2 separate regions of the Mus musculus genome follow, and region 1 is linked to region 2. Evidence: chromatin loops called from intact Hi-C (ENCODE). Cell type or tissue: left cerebral cortex. All regions are shown on one strand.

Region 1 (5,000 bases), 150 kb after region 2:
ATGGGATGACAGGTGTGTCCCACTGCCCTTGTTCTTTGTTTTTAGTCAGTGTGTATGTGCATGTGTGCTGACTCACAGCCGTCAGTCCGCTCCTTCCAACTCTTGGGTTCTAGCGATCTAACTCAGGCTGTCTGAGTTGGCAGATGGTGCCTTTTAACTGTTGAATGATCTCCTCGGTCTATACCTTTTTATATTGCACTTCTGAAGGTGTGTGTGTATTGGGAGAAGGGGTTGGATCAAGGGCCTCAGGCATGCTAAGCAAACCCCCATCGGTGTACTAAATCCCCAGGCTTTAAGCAGTTACTCACAGGGTTAGAATGGAAGGGGAGAACTAGGAACTGAGGACCTCTTGGTTCCTAATGTTTCCATCCAAAACCCTGTACTAAGAGGTAACTAAATCCTCGCAGGGTTTCTAGCACCAGTGGTCTTGTTCCTAGGAGGACCAGGTCCCCGTGCTTCATGGAAACAACTGTCTGAGAAAGTTCAACACTGCCAGGAGAAAGCACTAGATATTCTGAGCAACTCCTGGGATTAACAGAGTCCCAACTTCCTTTTCTTAGAGCACTTCCTAAAAGGGGCCTACAAACTTGTCTCCTTCCTTTATCCCTTTAAGGTAGTGCATGCATTTCTTACTCTTTAGGAGAACCCTTCTCAGGAAGCCAAGAGCCAAACATCTTGCTATGCAGTCATTAGGAAAGACAGGGCCTTCATGCCCTACCTAGTCTTGGAGAAACATTCTTTGGTCTAACTTTGGTCAGGCGCCTGAACCTTTTTCTAGGCCTATCCAAACACTATCTTGTAAAACCTAGTTTTAATGAAGGACTTTGTGAAGGGAGTTTACCAAGACCACCCCTCTGCCAATTCTGTATGCCAGGCTCCCAATTATAGACACAAGCCTTCCAGGATTGTCTTCAGCAAGAACCCAGTTAGGTTGGCTTAGCCAGACCCCTTTACCCTTTTTTTCCCTCGAATCACATTCTCATCCACTAACCCTCAAAACTGATCTTTGGTTACAAATTTCCCCCTTGTTCATCTCTAGTTGGAGTCCTATTTCTCCCCCACTGTACTGGCTCCTATATCTAGCTGTACAATCCTTTATACCAGTTCTTAACCTGTAGGTTGTGACCTCTTTGGGGGAGGGTCACATATTATACCTGATACCATACTTGAATATCAGATATTTACATTATAATTCATAACAGTCGCAAAATTACAGTTATGGAGGAGAAACAAAATAATTTTACAGTTGGGGGACAGCACTTTAAAGGGTCGCAGGACTAGGAAGGTTGAGAACCACTGTTTACACGGCCTTCCTTATCGTTCTTTGACAAGCCACAGAATACTTTTTAGTGTAACTGCTAACTAGACACAAACTGGACTTACAGCATAGACAGTTGAAGCCTGTTCCCCTGGCACTGCCTCCCTGGCATAGCTGTAGCCATTTTGCTTCTCGCCTGCCAGTATGAGTGCCATCTCATACTGCTGCCACTGAAATTAGACTGACTGCTGACCCAGAGAATAGTCTGGCTCAGACCGTGGTCATGTTGACCATATATCCCGGTATGTTCAGAGGTTTGTTACCATGTTTTGAGGACTGTTCTTCTTGCAAACTCCCCAATTGCAGACTTCACTCAGAGCTAAGCAAGATAGAAGTCAACTTGAACTGTTATGTCTAAATTATTTAAACACACACACACACAACTTGGAAAAAGGCCAATAACCCTACAAGCCCTCCCCGCAATTGCTTGTGAGTTCATTATGGGTTTCTGCCTATATAAACTGACCCTGAAACGAAGTTCATGATAGTAGCATTCAGTTCCAGAGTCTAAGCTATGTCTACCGACCGTGGGGTGTGCATTCAATACACTATCCCTGTCTGACTGAGATTGATATTCCTGTGGTTTGTGGGGCGACTCCTGGACCCTAACAGGGACCAGCTCTGGAATTCCTTTCACTTCAGACTGTGGAACCCCGTCCTCCTCCATTCTCATGCCTCTAGAAACACCTAAAGACTCCTTCACAGATAGGAAGGCAGCTCTTGACTAAACAGACTCTTTACCGATTTACTAAACACGGGCTATGTTCAACAGAACCCAATGGGAAGAGAATTGGGCCCGGATACGTGTTTCATCTCCAGAAAAAAAGCCTGGGGCCCCGAGGCCGTCAGACATTTGTACCACGCAAGCATCCATCCTGCATCCCATCCATGGCTTCGGTCCGTCTTGCAAGCCACACATAGCACTGGTATCCAGACCACCCATGAACGAAGCAGGGAGCTCACTGGGCTAAGTTCGAGCCTCCTCCTCCCACTCTAGGAAAGTGAGCTAACAGTGAGATCCTCTGCATTCACGCGGTAGCCGGCGTCCCGTGAGGCCGGCTACTTAGCGGGAGAGATGGCGCCCGCTGCAGGTGTCGGGAGAGGTTCACCCACCTGTCTCGACCTAGAGTCCGCCGGATTCACTGAACCGAGAAAAAAGAAAAGAAAAGGAAAAAAAAAATCACTTTTGAAAAACGACTTCGTTTTTGTTAGCAATACCCAGATAGGAGCTAGCCGAAACCGGAAGTTGCATCACCTCCGGTCGCGCCAGGCAGTGACAGTCCTTAGCCCCGCCTCTGTTCCTAAAGCAACGATGGCCGCTCCCGCGTACGACACTATTGCTAGCATTTCTCGAATTGGGAGGGACTATCGATTTTCATCACCTGCTGTAGTTTTCCTCAGCAACTCTTACTCATGCATTCATTTTATTTAGGCTTGGTTGGCGGGTGAACTGGGAGCTAGGAAAGGCGACGTCGGATGTAGAGTAGCGCCATCTTGTACGGACCCTGAACGTTTAGCACGCCGAGCGTGAGCTTACATCGGGCAATACTTGTCAGAGAGGAAAAAAAAAAATAGCGTTTTTACGCGATGGCGTATTTCCGTTTCCTCTCTGCCAGGGCGTTTTTGGTTGGACGGTCTTGTTGCGGAGGGAGGGGGAAGATTGTTTGCTCCGTAGACGCTCCCCGTAAAGCAAGGTAAACTGAGGTAAAGCCGGGAAGGGGCATTTTTTTTTTCGCCTGGTTACATGGGATGGCTGGGACTCAGACGCTGGGTCCGCGGAAGAGTATGCGCTTGGAGCCTGGAGGCTCAGATGGCCCCCAGGGCTGGAGAGGCAAGGTTGGGGGATAGAAGGTGAATTGCAAAGCCGGACCGAGGGGGACGGGCTTGGTAGAAAAAGGGTGTGGAGGAGAGAGGGTGGGGCTCAGAGGGAAGTTTGGAAGGGGAGGGACTGTGGAGGGAACAGGGACGCGAGCAGAGTCGGACCTAAAGTCCTTGAGGCCGGAGGAAAGAAGTTGAGGTGGGGGACTGGTCGGATCTCGGGAGTGTGTGTTGGGAAACCAGTGGTATCTTGGGGAGACCCAGGACGCGGAGGAGGCTGCTGGCCAAGGTTCTGATGCTGACATCCTATGTAACTTGACCTTTGTGTCTCCTGCAGCTCCCCAGAGGCGCATCTCCCACCCTCTGCTTGGACTTAGCTTTCTCTCCATCTGCCACCACAGCCTGGAGGCGCTTGCCTCCACCCTCCCGAATGGTGCTCCTCTTCCCAGGCGTCGGCCCAGGATCCAGGCCCCCTTTGCTCCTTGAGTTGGAGCTGTTGCCGCTGGGGTCTCTTGGTGGGCTCCCCGTGGTGAGGTGTGAAGAACTTTTGCACAGACGAAGCTTTAGTTATAAGGACCTCCTCAGCAGTTCGAAGCTCAGCCTCTAACTGAACGCGAGGCCCATCTGTGCTGCTTCTCTTCGGCCTTTGAGAAGAGAAAGCCCTATTCTGTTCCATCCAAAGTCCAGGAAGCCTCAAACTGGGGCCCTGCTCCCAGCATGCCAGCCCTCTCTTGTGCATAGGGCTTTGCCCTCTTCCAGCCAGCATGGCTGATCTCAAAAAGGCTGCAGGGGGCCGGGAGACTCCGCAGGGGGAACTTCGGTCAGAGGTGGTAGAGGATGAGGGCCCTAGGAGCCCGGTCGCAGAGGAGCCTGGAGGAAGTGGAAGCAACAGCAGTGAGACCAAATTGTCCCCTAGAGAGGAGGAGGAACTGGATCCTAGGATACAGGTGAGAAGGCTGATGGAGGAGGTCAGAAGTCCAGAGGCCAGACTTGCTGAAGAGCTGTGGGATCAATGAGGCCTTAGACTCCTCTCTCACAGTGGGCTGGGGTGGGAAAGGGAAGCAGACATGTACATAAAACGTGGCGGTTCAGTGTGACAAGTGTGACAAGTGCTGATGGAGAGCAGGGACCCTGCCTGAGTGCTTGGGGCATAGAACCACTCATTGTTCTTCTTTCTGAATAAGCAAAAAGATTGCTAGCTCAGGTATCTTACATATCCTGGAGGCAAGAGGAGATGGCTGAGACTGGGAGGCAGTTTGGAGGCTGAGGAAATCTCCCCCCCCCCCCCCCCACCTTTTACCTTCTTAGATATGTCTCTCAGAATCATTTTGAGTTGTGAGACCTTTCAGGTATTTGAAAGGCACGGTAAGGTTTGAGTCTGTAAGGAAATCAACTCCCTTCCCTCCTCCCCATCCCCCTCTCTTTGAGACAGGATTCTCTTGTGTAGCCCTGGCTGTCCTGGAACTTGATTTGTAGACTAGGGTGGCCTAGAACTCCGAGATCTGCCTGCTTCTGCCTCCCTGCTCCTGGGATTAAATTAGGTGTGTGCCACCATGATCAGCAGGAAACTTTTTATATTGCAAGGATTTATCTCTGTTGTGATTGGCCTTTAATATATATTTCTGGCTCTTGGAATTGTGGGCTTACCAAAAGAATGTCAGGATAGTTTACTGTCATGGAATGTGCACAGTCTAGTTGGTAAACCAGAGAGATGGTTGTGTAAGAGACTCAGGGAACTGGTATGAGGAAGAGTGGTCATTGTGGAGGAGATGGCCTGCTAGGACAAGCTTAGTTATCTATCGTGTTTCAGGGTACTGTCTAAATGGACTGTATGGGAAAGTTTCTGATATGGGCTGATAATGGC
Region 2 (5,000 bases):
CAAGGACCTCCTGTAGCCCTTAGCACCCAAGTGCCACTGTGTCATGAGTGGGAGACTTGCCAGCGTCTCCGTGCTTGTTCTGAATGGGGTTGAGGGTGTGAAGTTCCGCACCGGTGACGAGTACACACAGAGCGGCCTGCACTGCCACCCTCTACTCATCATAAAACTGCAGATGACCACAAGTTACCTAGAAGATAGATTCATCTTTAATCGTGGGGCACACATTTTAGTGCCAACACCTAGGAGACAGAAGCAGATGACTCTCTGTGAGTTCAAGGCCAGTCTGGTCTGTAGAGCAAGTTCTAGGACAGCTAGAGTTACATAGATTATTGGGGGCAGAGGGGTGGTGGACAGAAAAGATAGATGAATTATCAAGTGGAAGGAGGTGAATAAAGGTTCACATGTAAACTTTAAGGGTCATTTTTGTTTTATTTTATGAGTATGAGTGCTCTATCTGCATGTATACCTGCAGGTCAGAAGAGGGCATCAGACTCCATTATAGTTAGCTATGAGCCACCACATGGTTACTGGGCATTGAACTCAGGACCCCTGGAAGAGCAGCCAGTGTTCTTAACTTCTGAGCCATTGCTCTAGCTCCTAAAGGTCGTTTTTATAATGTGCCTTTGTCATAAGAATGACTGAAATGGAGCCTTCTAGTAATCAGGCTGAAAGACCTGCTGGTCTGTACAAGAGAGAGAAACACAGGCAGACCAAACCCACTGAATCATCCAATCAATGACTGAGCAAATGAATCACATAGTTCTTAAGAGAATAATATAAAATATATGTAAACAAGTTCAACATCCTTAGTCAGGTCGGGCAGTGGGAGCCTTAAACACTCAGAAACTGACTAGGCCGAGCACCTGGTACAGCCGCACCATCCTGAGCACACACCCCAGTCAGCATGCCATAGACACCCACACAGCCATGTGACTGGGGCACTGTGGAGACTATCCAAGGTAGTACATATGCCCAGGCCACCGTGTGCGCCATAGGTGGGGTCAGAAGACAGTTCTGCAGAGTCACATCTCTTCGCACCTTTATGTGGATTCTAAGGGCAACCTCATGTTGTCAGGCTTGCATGGCCACTGCTTTCTGTACTGAGCTGTTTGCGGTCCCGTCCCTGCCTTGTCTGCCTGGGTGCTGGAATGGAGTTTTCCTTTGCCTGTAGGACCATATGTAACCTGCCCCCGTGCTCATCTCTTGTTTGTGTGCCTCTTACATATGCTCAGTGTCAGTGTGCCCCAGCATCTGCCTAAGCAAGCCGAGCGTGCTTGCGTCAGGAGCAGGGATGGGGGAGACTCTGGTCTCAGGTCAGGTTTCTCTCTCTCTGGGATGACTCTTTTATTTTTATTTCTGAGGCTTAATGCCATGTGGCGCATGCCTTTAATCCCAGCACTCTGGAGGCAGAGGCAGCCTGGTTCTACAGAGTGAGTTCCAGGACAGCTAGGGCTATACAGAGAAACCCTGTCTCGAAAAACCAAAAAAAAAAAAAAAAAAAAAAAAAGACTGGTCTCAAACTTGCTGTATAGCTAAGGATGATTTTGAAGTCCTGATTCTCCTGCCTCTGCTTCCTGGATTACGCACCAGTACCACACCTACTCTCGGGGCTGCCTCTTGGCATCTCTTCCATCCTATCAATCTGTGACTTGTTTGATTCATGAAACTTGCCATTAATTGAAGCTATTTTCTGTCTTTCTGTCCAACGTAATCTGGCAGTGGGTCCATGCCTCCTCTAGAGCAGTGCATGGTTCCTGGTTAGTGCTCAAGAGACTTGTGTTTGAGAGGACTGTGTGCTTGCCAACCACCAAGCTCCTGCACGCTTATGATCTACTAAAAGATGGGTCAGAACCTATCAGCTGGTACAGATGCAGTCCTATGGATAGCAGGCATTTCCCATAATTCTCTTTCCTTCCTCTAGCTGAGTCTACCTCAGGCCGAGGCCAGTGCCTGAAGCGCATCCGTTACCATGGCCGAGGTCGCTTTGGCATTATGGAGAAGGTCTATTGCCACTATTTTGTAAAGCTGGTGGAAGGACCCCCTCCCCCACCCGAAGTACCCAAGACAGCAGTTGACCACGCCAAGGACTATATTCAGCAGCTTCGCAGCCGGACCATCATCCATACTCTATGAGATCTGTGCAGGTCATCCTGGCTCCACGGTGTATATAGCTTATGTTTATTTTAAAAAGTAAAAACAAGTGATTTTTATCTGTTTCATTGAATTATTGAAGTGTAGTGTATAACTGCAAAGTTTCGTGTGTGTGTGTGTGTGTGTGTGTGTGTGTGTGTGTGTATGTGTGTGTGTGTTGGGCGGTGGGGGCAGTATGTATCCTGGTGTGCATGTGCAGAGGCCAGAGGATTTTTCAAGAGGACTTGAAGCAGCCTTACCACTGCATTCTAAAACTAGACAGTAGGTGGCGCTCTTCTGCCAGCAACAATCAGTTACCAAAGTACTACTGTGACTCATAGATTCCTCCCTCCCTCCCTGAAAAATGGCATTGGAGTTTTGATGTGGATTGCTTGAATCTCTATGTTACTCATACTAGGAACACTTTAACCAAAATCCTCAACTCCAGGCTCTTCCTTTCTTTGTTGTTGTTGTGTTTGTTTGTTCTTTTGGATTTTTGAGACAGGATTTCTTGGGGTAGCCCTGGCTTTTCCTGGAACTTGCCACACTTCTTAATCCTTTAAAACAGTTCAACTAGCTGGGGGCCGAATAATGTAATCTATGAGCCTATGGGGACATTCTTTTGTTTTATTTTTTTTTAAAGATTTATTTATTTATTACATATAAGTACACTGTAGCCGTCTTCAGACACTCCAGACGAGGGCGCCAGATCTCGTTACAGATGGTTGTGAGCCACCATGTGGTTGCTGGGATTTGAACTCAGGACCTTTGGAAGAGCAGTCAGTGCTCTTAACCGCTGAGCCATCTCTCCAGCCTATGGAGACATTCTTATTCAAACTACCACAGTTTTTTTTTTTTTTCCATTTAGTGTTGTTATTTTATGTGTGTGACTGTTTTGTCTGTATATGTGTCTGTACACTATGTGCATCGTTTGCAGACACCAGAAGAGGACTTCAAATCTCCTAGAACTGGAGTTACAAATGGGGGTCGGCTATCCTGTGTGTGCTGGGAATTGAACCTGGGTCCTCCTCAAGAGCAGCCAGTGCTCTTAACTGCTGTGCTTTCTCTCCAGCCTGCACATTCTTTTTTTTTTTTTTTTTTTTTTTTTTTTTGGGTTTTCAAGACAGGGTTTCTCTGTATAGCCCTGGCTGTCCTGGAACTCACTTTGTAGACCAGGCTGGCCTCGAACTCAGAAATCCGCCTGCCTCTGCCTCCCGAGTGCTGGGATTAAAGGCGTGCGCCACCACGCCCGGCCAGCCTGCACATTCTTGACAAAGGTGCGAGAAACAAGGAGAGATGACAAGCAGGGTGTGCGTATGCACACACAGAAGAATAAAATGCCCGTCTCTCTGCCTCTGCAAACCGCAGCTCGGAATGGGTCAAAGACCCAAGTACAGCTAGAAATGGGGAGAAGGAAAAAACAAAGTTCAAGACACTGGTGAAGAGGCTGCACATGGCTTCTGTCTAGCTAATAGCATCCAGGCAGCAGAGGCTGCTGGCTGAGCAGAATCTCCAACGAGAGCAAAGGGCAGGATCCACATCCACAGGAGCTGAACGGAATCCAGTTTCAGCCTATTGAGGAACTGATTACCTTAATCCCAGCACTCAGGAGGCAGAGGCAAGTGGGCCTCTGTGAGGCTGAGGCCAGCCTGATCTGCATAGTGAGTTCTAGGCTAACCAGGGCTACACAGTGAGACTCTACCTGAAAAGCAAAACAAAAACCCCAATGTTTAAAATAAGCAGATGATGTGAGTATCCCTTTGGGAAAACAAGAAATGCCAGTAGCCCAGGGGTAGATGAGAACCAGTGCTGGGGGCTTTCAGAAAGGCTCCAGGGTGGGCTGACCGGTTCTGAGGCTCTCTGAGAAACTGCCTGGCCTGTGTGAGGTCTTGGTAAAGGGTGGGGTTTGCTTTGTTTTGTTTTATGATTTCAAAGTTACTTTTGTTGAAGGGTTTGCCCATTTTGTCTCCAAGTTTGCCAGCATGCATCTATGTGAATATCCTGTGTTTGCAGTAGTCGGGAGAATGCAACACACCCTTCCTTCAAAAGACCTGTGTATCCTCATCCCCAGAATACCGAATGCCCTAGGAATGTGCAGGGTCACAAAGGGGATGTAAACCTATCAGCGATAATAAAGTGCACTGTGTTAGGAGAGTTGTCCTGGTTTTCTAATGGTCATAGTTTTCAAACCGGAAGAGGGAGGCAGAAGGAAAAACCGCAGGGAGGCATAGTCACTGAGGGGTGCTCAGAGATAGGCAGTTTTCCTGGCTTTGAAGAGAACTAAGGAGTCAGAGAAGTTTCTAGAACTAGCAAAACAAAAACATTCTCCTGTGGCCTCTAGAAAACAATACAGCAGGTGTCTTTGTTTTTTCTTTCTTCCTCCCCTGCCCACTTCCTTTCTTTCTTTTTTCTTTTTTTTCTTTTTTTTCCGAGACAGGGTTTCTCTGTGTAGTCCTGGCTGTCCTGGAACTCACTCTGTAGACCAGGCTGGCCTCCAACTCAGAAATCCGCCTGCCTCTGCCTCCCAAGTGCTGGGATTAAAGGCGTGCGCCACTACGCCTGGCTTTCTTTCTTTAGATGGTTCTCTGTCTCTCTCTCTCTCTCTCTTTCTCTCTCTCTCTCTCTCTCTCCCTCTCCCTCTCCCTCTCCCTCTCCCTCTCCCTCTCTCTCTCTCTCTCTCTCTCTCTCTCTCTCTCTCTCTCTCTCTCCACAAGACACATTTATTAATGTCCTATTGTATTTACAGTTTAATATAGCAACCAAAGTGGACTAGCACTTGGGCAGCAGGCACATCATTCCAGTTTTAACAGTTGTGAAAGCAAGGAGTATGGAATGCTAGGGATCCTCTCAAAAGTTCCAAACTAATTCTG

Evidence for each region. Hi-C counts contacts between places; a loop is a spot of excess contacts. Peaks named below come from ENCODE experiments on the same cell type or tissue, not always from the same donor. Only the 100,000 strongest peaks of a DNase experiment are listed, where the experiment ranks them.
Region 1: it touches region 2 in a loop (4-fold over the local background); 2 of 42 quality-filtered maps call a loop at or near these places.

Annotation. Positions count from the first base shown.
Region 1 is chr11:58,327,781-58,332,780 of GRCm38, forward strand. It overlaps Sh3bp5l (SH3 binding domain protein 5 like), which reads left to right and starts at 2,927. Exons shown (of 7, transcript NM_024480.5): 1 at 2,927-3,012; 2 at 3,474-4,083. The coding sequence starts at 3,901. It also overlaps a transcript of Zfp672 not described here. In left cerebral cortex, no CTCF peak of the experiment used is centred here; DNase peaks (open chromatin) are centred at 2,623, 2,870 and 3,459; H3K4me3 peaks cover 2,676 bases; H3K27ac peaks cover 1,743 bases.
Region 2 is chr11:58,177,357-58,182,356 of GRCm38, forward strand. Mrpl22 (mitochondrial ribosomal protein L22) reads left to right here. Exons shown (of 7, transcript NM_175001.5): 7 at 1,922-2,210. The coding sequence ends at 2,133. Among named protein-coding and RNA genes, the nearest start is that of Gm12250, 4.0 kb to the right of the region's middle. In left cerebral cortex, a CTCF peak has its summit at 2,428 (motif pointing right); DNase peaks (open chromatin) are centred at 1,119, 2,042 and 2,421; H3K27ac peaks cover 401 bases.